2 separate regions of the Mus musculus genome follow, and region 1 is linked to region 2. The links are chromatin loops, found by intact Hi-C in ENCODE. Cell type or tissue: left cerebral cortex. All regions are shown on one strand. Each heading gives the region's core, and the rest is flanking DNA. Links, peaks and the distances in the headings are about the cores only. Region 1 holds the start of Gm34007 (a long non-coding RNA gene). Region 2 has its middle 10 kb from the start of Gm26087.

Region 1 (5,389 bases), core at 101-5,100, 200 kb before region 2:
ACCAGGGACATTGATGTGATCTTTGAATTGGAATCGCCCACTGGAGACTGATGGAATTACTAGTTCGTACAAAGCTGTAAGTACGAACTTCAGTCCCCTTCTTGCTTCTGCCAATACCCAAAACAGTTTAGCTGTGAGAGGTGGGGACCCATGAACTACTCTTACATCTACACCTGACTGCTGATGGGCCCATGCTTGTGTAGATTCGGGATACTCATCCATGGCCGTTTTGAGTTCATGATAAAACAATGGCTGTTTCAGTGCCCAGAAGGTGGCATTTCTCAGTCCTTCCTATCTTTATGCTCTTACATTCTTTCTGTCCTCTTCCTGTAGTATTCCCTGACCCTCAAAGGGAATTATATAAATCTCTTACTTAGGGCTGAGCCACCAACTATCACTTTTTCTTCAGTACCTTGTGCAGCCATGAATCTGCATTCACCACTATTCACTGGAACGAGAAGTTTATCTGATTAAGTCTGAGAGTAGCATTTGTCTGTGGCTATAAATACAATACTGACAAGGTTGTTTAGTGCTGTGTCAATTTAGCTAAACAGTAATATCCAGTTACCCTCTTGGGCCTATCATATTCCTCAAAATTGTTTTCTTTCTTTTTTTTTTTTTTTTTTGTTTTGTTTTTTCTTTTTTTTTTTTTGTTTTTTTTTTCTTTTCCATTTTTTATTAGGTATTTAGCTCATTTACATTTCCAATGCTATACCAAAAGTCCCCCATAACCACCCACCCCCACTCCCCTACCCAATAACTCCCCCTTTTTGGCCCTGGCGTTCCCCTGTACTGGGGCATATAAAGTTTGCATGTCCAATGGGCCTCTCTTTCCAGTGATGGCCGACTAGGCCATCTTTTGATACATATGCAGCTAGAGTCAAGAGCTCCGGGGTACTGGTTAGTTCATAATGTTGTTCCACCTATAGGGTTGCAGATCCCTTTAGCTCCTTGGGTACTTTCTCTAGCTCCTCCATTGGGAGCCCTGTGATCCATCCATTAGCTGACTGTGAGCATCCACTTCTGTGTTTGCTAGGCCCCGGCATAGTCTCACAAGAGACAGCTACATCTGGGTCCTTTTGATAAAATCTTGCTAGTGTATGCAATGGTGTCAGCGTTTGGATGCTGATTATGGGGTGGATCCCTGGATATGGCAGTCTCTACATGGTCCATCCTTTCATCTCAGCTCCAAACTTTGTCTCTGTAACTCAAAATTGTTTTCTTTGTCTAAGTTTATAGTAGCATGTAAAGATTTCCTACTGAGGAGCAAACCTCAAATCCAGAGAGCTATGGTTACAACAATAACAGCTGTGCCACTGTTTCACAAATTAGTGAACAAAATCTGCACTACTAAGGGTTGGATACCTCTTGAGTTATTGGTTATGGAAACCCCAGAGGACTCCCAAAGCAAAATAAGCTTTTGCCACTCTTGGTTGTTCACCAGCATGAGATGATAAGATGCTTCTACTGAAGACTACAGGTTCTTGATGTAGATAAATCAAGCTGAAGTTGAGCTGAAAGCTCCCTCTCTGACTGAGAGCCTTTATAGTGTCAGAAGGTGCAATAGAAGCTGGCATTGGAGAAAAGTCATCAGTAACCTTATTTAGCTATAATTACCCAGTTCTCATCTTAAACCAGGTCTGTCTCATTGACCATTTTTACTTTGTGAATGCTAAACATTGGGCAGAATAAAAGCCAACTTCACTATTTTTCCATTTTAATTTTTTACAGTAAGGCAGTTGACATTTATGGAACTCATAAATTCTGTGTGGTATTCTTCTCAGAACTGTATGTAGGCTAATTTTTATGAGGTAAGCTCTTTTATCATTACTATTTTCAATTCTTAAGAAATTATTTAAAAATAATAGAGGAGTAAGTTTACACAGCTGCCTGTGCTCTCTCAGATAGAAACATGGCACAGTCAATATTCTACACTAGAACTTGTGTCTTTAAATACTATGAAGAACAAAAAAAAAACATAGACCTATTAAGACAAAATAAACATGACATGCTTTTGAAAGACAGAAACTTAGTAGATAAATATTAACCAAACAAAGCACTATAGCTAGTATCTAAAGCCTGGAAGAGATGCTATCAAGAATAGAGTGTATGCACACATGAAACACAGAAGGCTAAGGAGATTAAAATGACAAGTGCTTTGAAAGATAATGTGATAACACAGACTTGGCAAATTAGACATCTAGGACCAATTCTCCACCTTGTGGATAGTGACCAGGTGTATAATCCTCAGAGAAAATGAAGAAAGACTCCATAGTCTGTTAAATCAAGGAGTGTCTATCGGGAAGAAATGATACAGTACAATTAGATGAAAAGAGGTATTGTAGATTCTTTTTATGACATGGTAAGCATAATGACAGAAACGGCTCAGAACTCTAGTCATCAGAATGCAAAGCTACTTACATCTCTATGGACCAGAGAGGAGGACAGATCAGGACATGGGGCTGGCGATATACTTCAAAACCTGCCCAGATTGTCTCACTTATGCAGTTTCCAGCTGGTACCCACATCTTAAAGTTTCCACCACCTCCAAAACAGCACCTTAAAGTTGAGAACCAAGTATTCAAATATAGAAGCCCGCTGAGGACATTTAGCATGCAAAAATATTTCAAAACTTTTTATCCAAATTGTTCGTTTTCATACTTAGCACTAAGGAAAAAGTAAACTTATATTTAGGAATGAAACTAAAAATTGTTTTGAGATTCTTTGGTATTTTGTCAATCACTTAGTTGTTGATACTAGGGAACCAAAGAGAGCTAAGTGAGCTTAATTTCCAGTTTGAAAAATTTTGTTATACAAAAATATGAATCTTTCCTCCCATAAGTTGCCTCTTGATAGATATCTTGTCACAGTAGTAGCAGCAGTAACTAATACAATTTCTAATAGGGAACAGAGGCCAAAATGAATAGACAAAGGTGGTAATGGAAAAATGTAAGAAAGCTTGAAATAGACCCAATCTAACACATTAGTGGGAGAGAGAAGATGTATCATTCAAAATAAAAAAGCAGTGTTATTTAAAAAGGGAATAGACAAGAAAAAATAGACTTTTCTAGTTTCAATAAAGTATAATTGTCTGTGGTGTATACACTTTGATACATGAACACATTATAGAATTATTATCACAGGCACATTGGTTAACAAATCCATACCTCATATACTTACTTGTGAAAATATTTAAAATATATTCAGCAACATTCCAGCATATATGTATATGTATATATTCCAGCATATTATATATATTTATATAGTAGTTGTCAGCTATCACTGCTATGTTATTCAAGGGGAAAATTTTTTTTCGATTTTCCTCTTTACCAAGAAAACACAATATTTACATCTTTCCATTTTGGAAATATCTTCAGTGACATATGGTAGAAAGGCTAAAAAACATGACAGAAGATAGTGAAATTATTCATTGAGAGAAAGAAATCAAGTCTTATTTTACTTGTGTTGGAAAAATATCCTAAGAAAACTGCCTTTAATTCTCTGCATTCCTTTCTAGGAAGTTCCAGCTAGTCCTGAACACTAAGCTCTTGTCCTGAAGACATCTGGGTCCTGGCTGCAAAACTTACACATGAACTCAGCCCTAAAAATCAATTATATAACAAACATCTTATGTTCTACAAATTTAATGCATTTTAATTTAATGGCAATATTCAGAGTTGTGTAAATGGGTGAACCTGACCTCTCATGTACATATAATTAGACAGGAAGTAAGTGTATAGACAGCAGGAAGAGCACATCATAACAACAATTGCTACGTTTGCTAAAAAGGTAATGAACTCTTAAGAAACTATTTTTAAAACTCAGTGTTAGAAACACCTTTGCAGACATAAGCTAACAGAAAAAAAAAAAAGAAGACTAGACAGTCTCCTGCTTTATGCTTTGGATTTGATCACAGGTCAGGAATAAAGCATACCAGATTTTAATAGAACCTGCAAAAGAAGCCTCTGTAGTTCTAGTCCTTGCCCTAAGCAAAATAATAGGGACAATGCGATGGTTTGTTAATAGCCTATTTCATTCCCTAATTAGGAAGGTCGCGTGTAAAATACTCCATAGCTCTATACCCTCTCAACTGCATGTGCATTACATTAATTCCATTTAATTTATTTAAATCTATAATACATGTCAAAGAGCATACAGTATTTTATATCTGTCTTGCAGTAGAGCCATAAAATAAATTACTGAAAGGTCACCTTGGTACCTGGTTTCATTAATTTAATTATGAATTGCTCTTCCATTTACTATTGAGTGGCTAGCATAATGCAACACTGGATGATGCTTTATAACAGTGCACTGTATTATCAAAACCATAATGAGACGAAGCATGCCTGCTCTGCTGTGCTCAATCTGACCAGCTTCATTTCATTTGCAAAATGATGAAAATAAAAATAATGACTGACATTATTCCCATTACTTTCCAAACAGCAGCAGGTACAGAGCATAGAAGGATGGAGGGAAATGTTTTATTTGCTGAGAAATGCAGACAGTGTAATGTTGCAGTCTCACATCAAAAGTTTTACTCCTTTTCTGAATGATCTAACTCTGCCACATACCCCATTCGGGAGCCCTCCATTACACAGGCTCTTCGTGGAAGTTGCTCTACTTAGAGCTGGAGAATAAATTAATGTGGAGATAGCAAAGGTGCTCTCCCTGTGCTTACAAGGTTTTATTACTCAACTATATTGCTTTCATTTTTGCGACTTTCCCTATGACTTTTTCTCTCTTTGTTGTACAAGATGTAGGATTTAAAATTGATTTAGATTTTTCTCTTAGTCACATTATTTCCACTTTAGAAGGCTATTTTATAGAACATTCTCTGCCTCTCTTTATCACAGTTCTCCTCAAAATAAAAGTGCTGGCGAGGAAAGAGAATGGGAGATGAGGTCATTATATTTTAACTAAAATAAAACGACAGGTATAAAGAGAGAAGTATATATTTGCTGTTTCCCCTTGCATTTTTCTCATACTGTCTTAAGCTGTCATTTATCTACCCAAGATCTCTATAGTCCCCAAAGCTACTCTTTAGTGAGGCCAATATAGGTAATTTAGTGGCCAAGTCTCAGTGTTGAATGTTCCATGGGCAGTGGTTAAGGGAGCCATTCCCCTCTCCTCCCTGATACACGGTTTCTATAAAGTCTTCAGTAGTTCTCACTGCCCTAGGGTACTTGGGTGGACATGCCATAGGGTAATGCTGACTGGGCTAGGAATGCAGTGGGTCAGTATGCCCACCAGTGCCACTGTTCAATCTGTAGCATCTTTGTAAGACTTACAAACAGATAGTATGGATTTCCCTGACACTCTCCTAGACAGGATTTTTTTTTTTTAACCAGAGACAAGATCACACTGTGTATCCCTGGCTGGACTCACTTCG
Region 2 (5,389 bases), core at 213-5,212:
CCCTGGTATCAGGGGCTGCCCTTTGCCCACTCCCTGCCATGTGGGGTCAGTGGCTTAGATGTCCACCCGGGGCCCAGTGGAAATCATCCAGCAGTCCTCCCACATCTGCCTGCCCAGAACACAGGAACTCTGGCCGGACATGGGCTGTCTCCCTCCCCCCTTTTTCCCTACACCCCCACACCCCTCACACACACACACACATACACACACATGCATACACATACACACACAGACTGCACACATTAAATAAATAAATAAACATATGGTGAGGATTTCTTCAGGCTTTACACTCTTTATCTTGAGAAGGGTATTTCCATCTTTTATAAATATCAAAAAATAGTTGAGAGGTTGGGCACAGTCCTTTTGGTTCATGGTAGGCAAGCCCAAACCTGGCTACTCTCACTCTATAACAGATGAGAAAACTCGGGACTCTCTGAGGTCACTCCGGCAGCATATCAGGTTTAACATAAAGGCTGTTATGAGTTATGCTTCTATTGCTGTGATACACAATGAATGGCACTCAGGGAGATCAAGCCAAAAGCAACTTGAGGAGAGAGTGGTTTATTTCGACTTATAGTTGTAGTCCATTATGAAGATAAGTCATGACAGGAACTCAACCTAGAGGCAGGAACTGAAGCAGAGTCTATAAAGGAGTGCTGCTTACTGGCTTGCTCTGCATGGCTTACTTGCTTTGCCTTCTTATACATTCCAGGACCGTCTGCTATGGGCTAGGCCCTTCCATATCAATTAACAATCAAGAAACTGCCCTACAGACTTACCTACAGACAATTTAGTGGATGCATTATCTCAATTGAGGTCCCTCATCCCAGATAACTCTGGCTTATGTCAAGTTGACAAAAAGCTGACCAAGACAACTACTAATTAAAAAAGTATTAGAATCTAGAACTTGAGTATTGTGGCTCCTGGTCCAAGAGTTCAGGAATAGACTTTAAGTTCAATGATAGCTTCAAAGCACGTGGCATGGGACACCTTAAAAACCAAAATGGTTATCTGAATATTTCATGATGTAACTAGGGGATCCAACATCTTTGACCCACTTCCAAGTTTTCAAGATATTTGTGTGATGTGGCCACCGTGACAAATTCTCCTTAATAGCCAGAAATCCTTTCCTGTTTTAGAAAATAAAGAAAATTATTATCAAAGAAAAGTACCCAAGATGTGTCAGCAAGAAGACTGAATTAGAACAAGGTTTCTAAGGCCTGTACTTGTCTGGTGTTGTTTCCTTGCTTCCAGTAGATGGAAATGATCAGAAATCAAAGATCATTGACTCTGCAAACATTCTCAAATTTCTTTTTTCTATAGTTACTTAAAGTTTCTCAAGATTTTACAAAATTATAAAAATACAATTTTTAAAGTTCAAATCTTGGGTACTGTTGAGATTCTTGGTCAACTTGACTTTTGATTCACTGTGGGTTAGCAGCTAAAGAGCAGACTCTGACATGCAAGCTCATGGATTTGCTGAACTGCTAGCCAGAGCTTTACCTTTGTACATCTGCCATGAGACCAATTAAGGAAGCTTGAGAATTCCCATCGATAGTGGTAAGTTTTTCCCATGAAACAAAAAGAGCTTTAAATTTTACATTTGCTTATTTAATGATTGCTGGGCAGGATCTGCTTCAGGATGCAGATAGAACCTGAGGTCTTCTCTAAAGGTGTTTCACTCTTCTTGAGCCTACAGGCACGTGCAACTTGTTCTTCTCAGAAAGAAGGACAGCAGTAATGGGAGAAGCAGCTCACAATATCTTCTAAGGCCTCTCCTCAGGACCTCCTTATTGGCATAAGACCAATGGGGTGGGGAGGATATTTCATACCTTCTAGTGAGGGTTTTTACAGAGTCATGTGATAAAGCACACAGCCACGTAAAGAAACATATATATTAATATACTAATAATATAAATTAATCATATTAGTATATTAATATATATGGCTGAGAAAATGGAAACTACTATCTGTTCACAGTTTGCTATGCAAAACAAGTTCTTAACATCTTTGTGCTGATAATGTGTGTATGTATGTATATATTATGCATATATATATGTATGTATACATGTATGTATGCATATATGTATCACATTGAAGGAGGTTATATTCCTAATGTTCTGAGATCATAGAAATCTGATTTGATTCCTGCCAGTCTTTGTGAGTTTTTGCATGTCATAGTAATGAGAGCAAGTGTTTTCCCCAGCAGAACTGCCTAGAGGCTGAGTGTCATACGAACTATGATTAGTTCCTGGAATCCTAGGGAAAACTGTTAGGTTCAAATAATGGTGAATCCTGGCAGAAGTCATTTAGTGGAACACCTAGCAAAGTTTAAGATCCACATGAAAACAAGATTGCTTTTAAATTCTCAATGCTTGCAAACTGCTCGGCCATATACTCCTGAACAAAGATGATGCTCACTGCTGGGTGTGCTACGCCCATTGTCATCAACTCATCTGCTCAAAACAAATCAGACACAGCCCCACGCAGTGAGAAAACAGCTTCTCATTTCACATACACGTGTAAGAGGATATAAACGAATATAAAAACGTGGAACAAAGAAAGGAGGCTCTTTGGCTTTTTTAAAGCAGAAGTTCAAATGGTCCAACTCAGTGTGCCTTTTAAAATCTCCCACTAAAAGGGAAACACTAAATTGGGTCAATGTCACCTTCTGCTACTTTTTAAAAAAAATGACTAAAAAACTTAAAATTGAAAATTGCTTTTTCATTTCTGAATAATGGAGTATGGTGTCTCAGTACTTTGTCCCATTTTAAATGTCGATGCTGAAGATGACTTTCTCTCTTTCCATTTCCATCAAACCTATTAATAGCTACAAAAAAAAACATTCTTTCTTCTATTTTCTGCAATTCAAGCCCATTTGTCCTATATCAACTCTGTCTCCATGAAGGGAGATCCTGCCAAGCAAGCACCATTGAGGAGTCATGTTGCCATGTAAAGTGTCTGGCATTTGTTCCCTGAAAATAGTTCTCAGAACTGCAGCCTCCTCCTCTCCTAACTGCTGCTGCAGCTTCCCATTTCCAAACATTGGAGCTGCCACTCTCCCTGAAGCTCAGAGCTAATCAAGTCACTCTGCTAGGAAAGTTGCAGTTCAAGGGATTCTTCTCTCCTGCCCTTCAATGCCTGCACGTACTCCACACTACCCAGATGAGAAAGGCGAGAGAAGGAGGTGACTATTTATCTTCTTCTAGTAATCGAATCAGTTCGAATGATGCTCTTAGGATGCAGTTGCTATCCAGTAAAGCACAAAAATCTAATAGCCTGATTTGGGGTAGCATGGCTGAGCCCCTAGAATGTTTCTCAAGTCTAGCTGCATCCTCCACATTCTCTTCTCTCTGCCCTTTCAGTACATAATGCTCTCCCAGCTCTTGAGTCATACTGCCAGATAAGCCTATATCCATTTTTAATTGTGTGTGTGTGTGTTGTGTTTGTGTGCAGGTCTTTGCATTCATCTGCAGAGCAAAGTGAGCATCTTCTTTGGTTGCTTTTCAGTTCTGTTGTTTCGTTTTGTTTTGTTTTGTTTTGTTTTGTGTTGTGTTGTTTTGTTTTGTGACAATCTTTCACTGAAACCATGGCTCACTAACTGGACAAGATTGGCTGCCTAGCAAGCCACCAGGAGTCAACTGCAGTTGACTGACCTAGACAATGAGGTTGTATGAGGTTGTATGTGCAGCTTTTACATAGATGCTTAGGATCTGATCTCGGGTCCTTAAGTTTTCACAGCAAGCACTTTGCCCACTGGGTCATCTTTCCAGCCCATCGTTCTTGTTTGATGTCTCATTGTCTGTGAGAATCCTACCTGGTCCAGGAACCTTTATGATCCTTTATATTGAGCACATACTGCCCTGGTTCAACATCTTTGAGCACCCTCACAGTGACTGCTCATCCTGACTTCCTTGTCTCTGGAGAGGCAGTATAACTCTCTCAGTCTAAATGAGATGAAATCTTGAAATTCTGTATGACCAATATTTGTCCTTGATTCCATAATCAAAATGAGATCTGCCTTGCCTGTCTCATCTACAGTGAGATGCAGTACATTTCCATATCCTTCATGACCTTGTGAACTGCTCAAATAAACAATGAATGAGCCTCTTTGCCTCCTCTACTCCTCATTTTATCCCATACTTGCAGAGCCCTAAGAGTCACTTGCATCTCTAAGACCCTGTTCATTTCTTCTACTAAGTCATTGATGTACTCTGTGATTCATGCTAACCAGACTGCTTACTGTTCCTCTGTATTCCCTGAGCATTTGTCTCCTAAAACTTCAGTGTCCATGCCCTACAGCATTACCTGTGTGAACATTCTGCCTGCCTTGGCTATGAATTCCTAATCCTTCAAAGACAAGTACAATCTTTCTCAACACTGCCCCTGAGCTGACACCCTGACAAGCTGTTTTATGTCCCAACTCTGCTTCAGACCTCTCTTTTCTCAGCATTTGACATGAATAAACTGTGAACTTATTTTTGCCTGCATGGTTAAACAATGGCTTTGTAGCATGGAACACATGATAAGGCCAGTAGGTACCGTGAAAGAAGTGAAGACAAAATAAACTGGGTCCCTAAGGAAAAACAGCTCTACAGAAAGGTATCCATATATGCATCAATTCATATAAGCGCTCGCTGAGTGCATATAGGGCCTGATGAATCTAATCTTCTTTTAGATCGAAAACTAAAAACTGTTTTTTAGAATATTAGAGGACATCATGTAGAAAGTGTCCTCTGTGCCTCTGTATAATTACCAGGAGCCCTAGAAAATTTATGTGACTCTTCTTCCAAAAAACAATTTAGATTAAACCAACCCTGTTAGCTCATGTCTGTAATCCCAGCACAGAACTTCAGAGATCAACCTAACCTACTGTCATAGTTTGAACATTCTTGACCAAAGGGAGTGGCACTATTTGGAGGTGTGGCCTTGTTGGAGTAGGTGTGTCACTGTGGGCATGGGCTTAAGACCCTCACCCTAGCTTCCTGGAGGTCAGGCTTCCACTAGCAGCCTTCAGATGAAGATGTAGAAGCTTCTCCTGCACCATGACTTCCTAGATGCTGCTATGTTTCCTGCCTTGATGATTATGGACTAAACCTCTAAACCTGTAAGTTAGCCCCAATTAAATGTTGTCATTCATAAGACTTGCCCTAGATCATGGTGTCTGTTCACAGCAGTAAAACCATAACTAAGACAGAAATTGGTACCAGGAGTGGGATATTGCTGTGATTGGCCTGACCATGCTTTTGTTTGGAAGAATGTGGATTTGGAGACTTTGGATTTGGAATGCAGTGGAATGCTTTAAATGGGGCTTAATGGGCTATCCTCGTAGGAATATGGAAGACTTTGTTGCTGATAATGATTTGAATTATGCAGACCTGGCCCAAAG

What was found. A loop is a pair of places that touch in the nucleus more often than their neighbours do. Peaks named below come from ENCODE experiments on the same cell type or tissue, not always from the same donor. Only the 100,000 strongest peaks of a DNase experiment are listed, where the experiment ranks them.
Region 1: it touches region 2 in a loop (4-fold over the local background); 2 of 42 quality-filtered maps call a loop at or near these places.

The regions. Positions count from the first base shown.
Region 1 is chr4:39,788,797-39,794,185 of GRCm38, forward strand. It overlaps Gm34007 (a long non-coding RNA gene), which reads right to left and starts at 2,524. Exons shown (of 7, transcript XR_881189.1): 1 at 2,422-2,524. Gm34071 (a long non-coding RNA gene) reads left to right here. Exons shown (of 3, transcript XR_390476.2): 1 at 1-76; 2 at 1,732-1,811; 3 at 3,518-3,602. In left cerebral cortex, for the core only: no CTCF peak of the experiment used is centred there; a DNase peak (open chromatin) is centred at 2,509; H3K27ac peaks cover 675 bases.
Region 2 is chr4:39,989,070-39,994,458 of GRCm38, forward strand. No RefSeq gene overlaps it. Among named protein-coding and RNA genes, the nearest start is that of Gm26087, 10 kb to the left of the region's middle. In left cerebral cortex, for the core only: no CTCF peak of the experiment used is centred there; DNase peaks (open chromatin) are centred at 2,499 and 2,972; H3K27ac peaks cover 1,690 bases.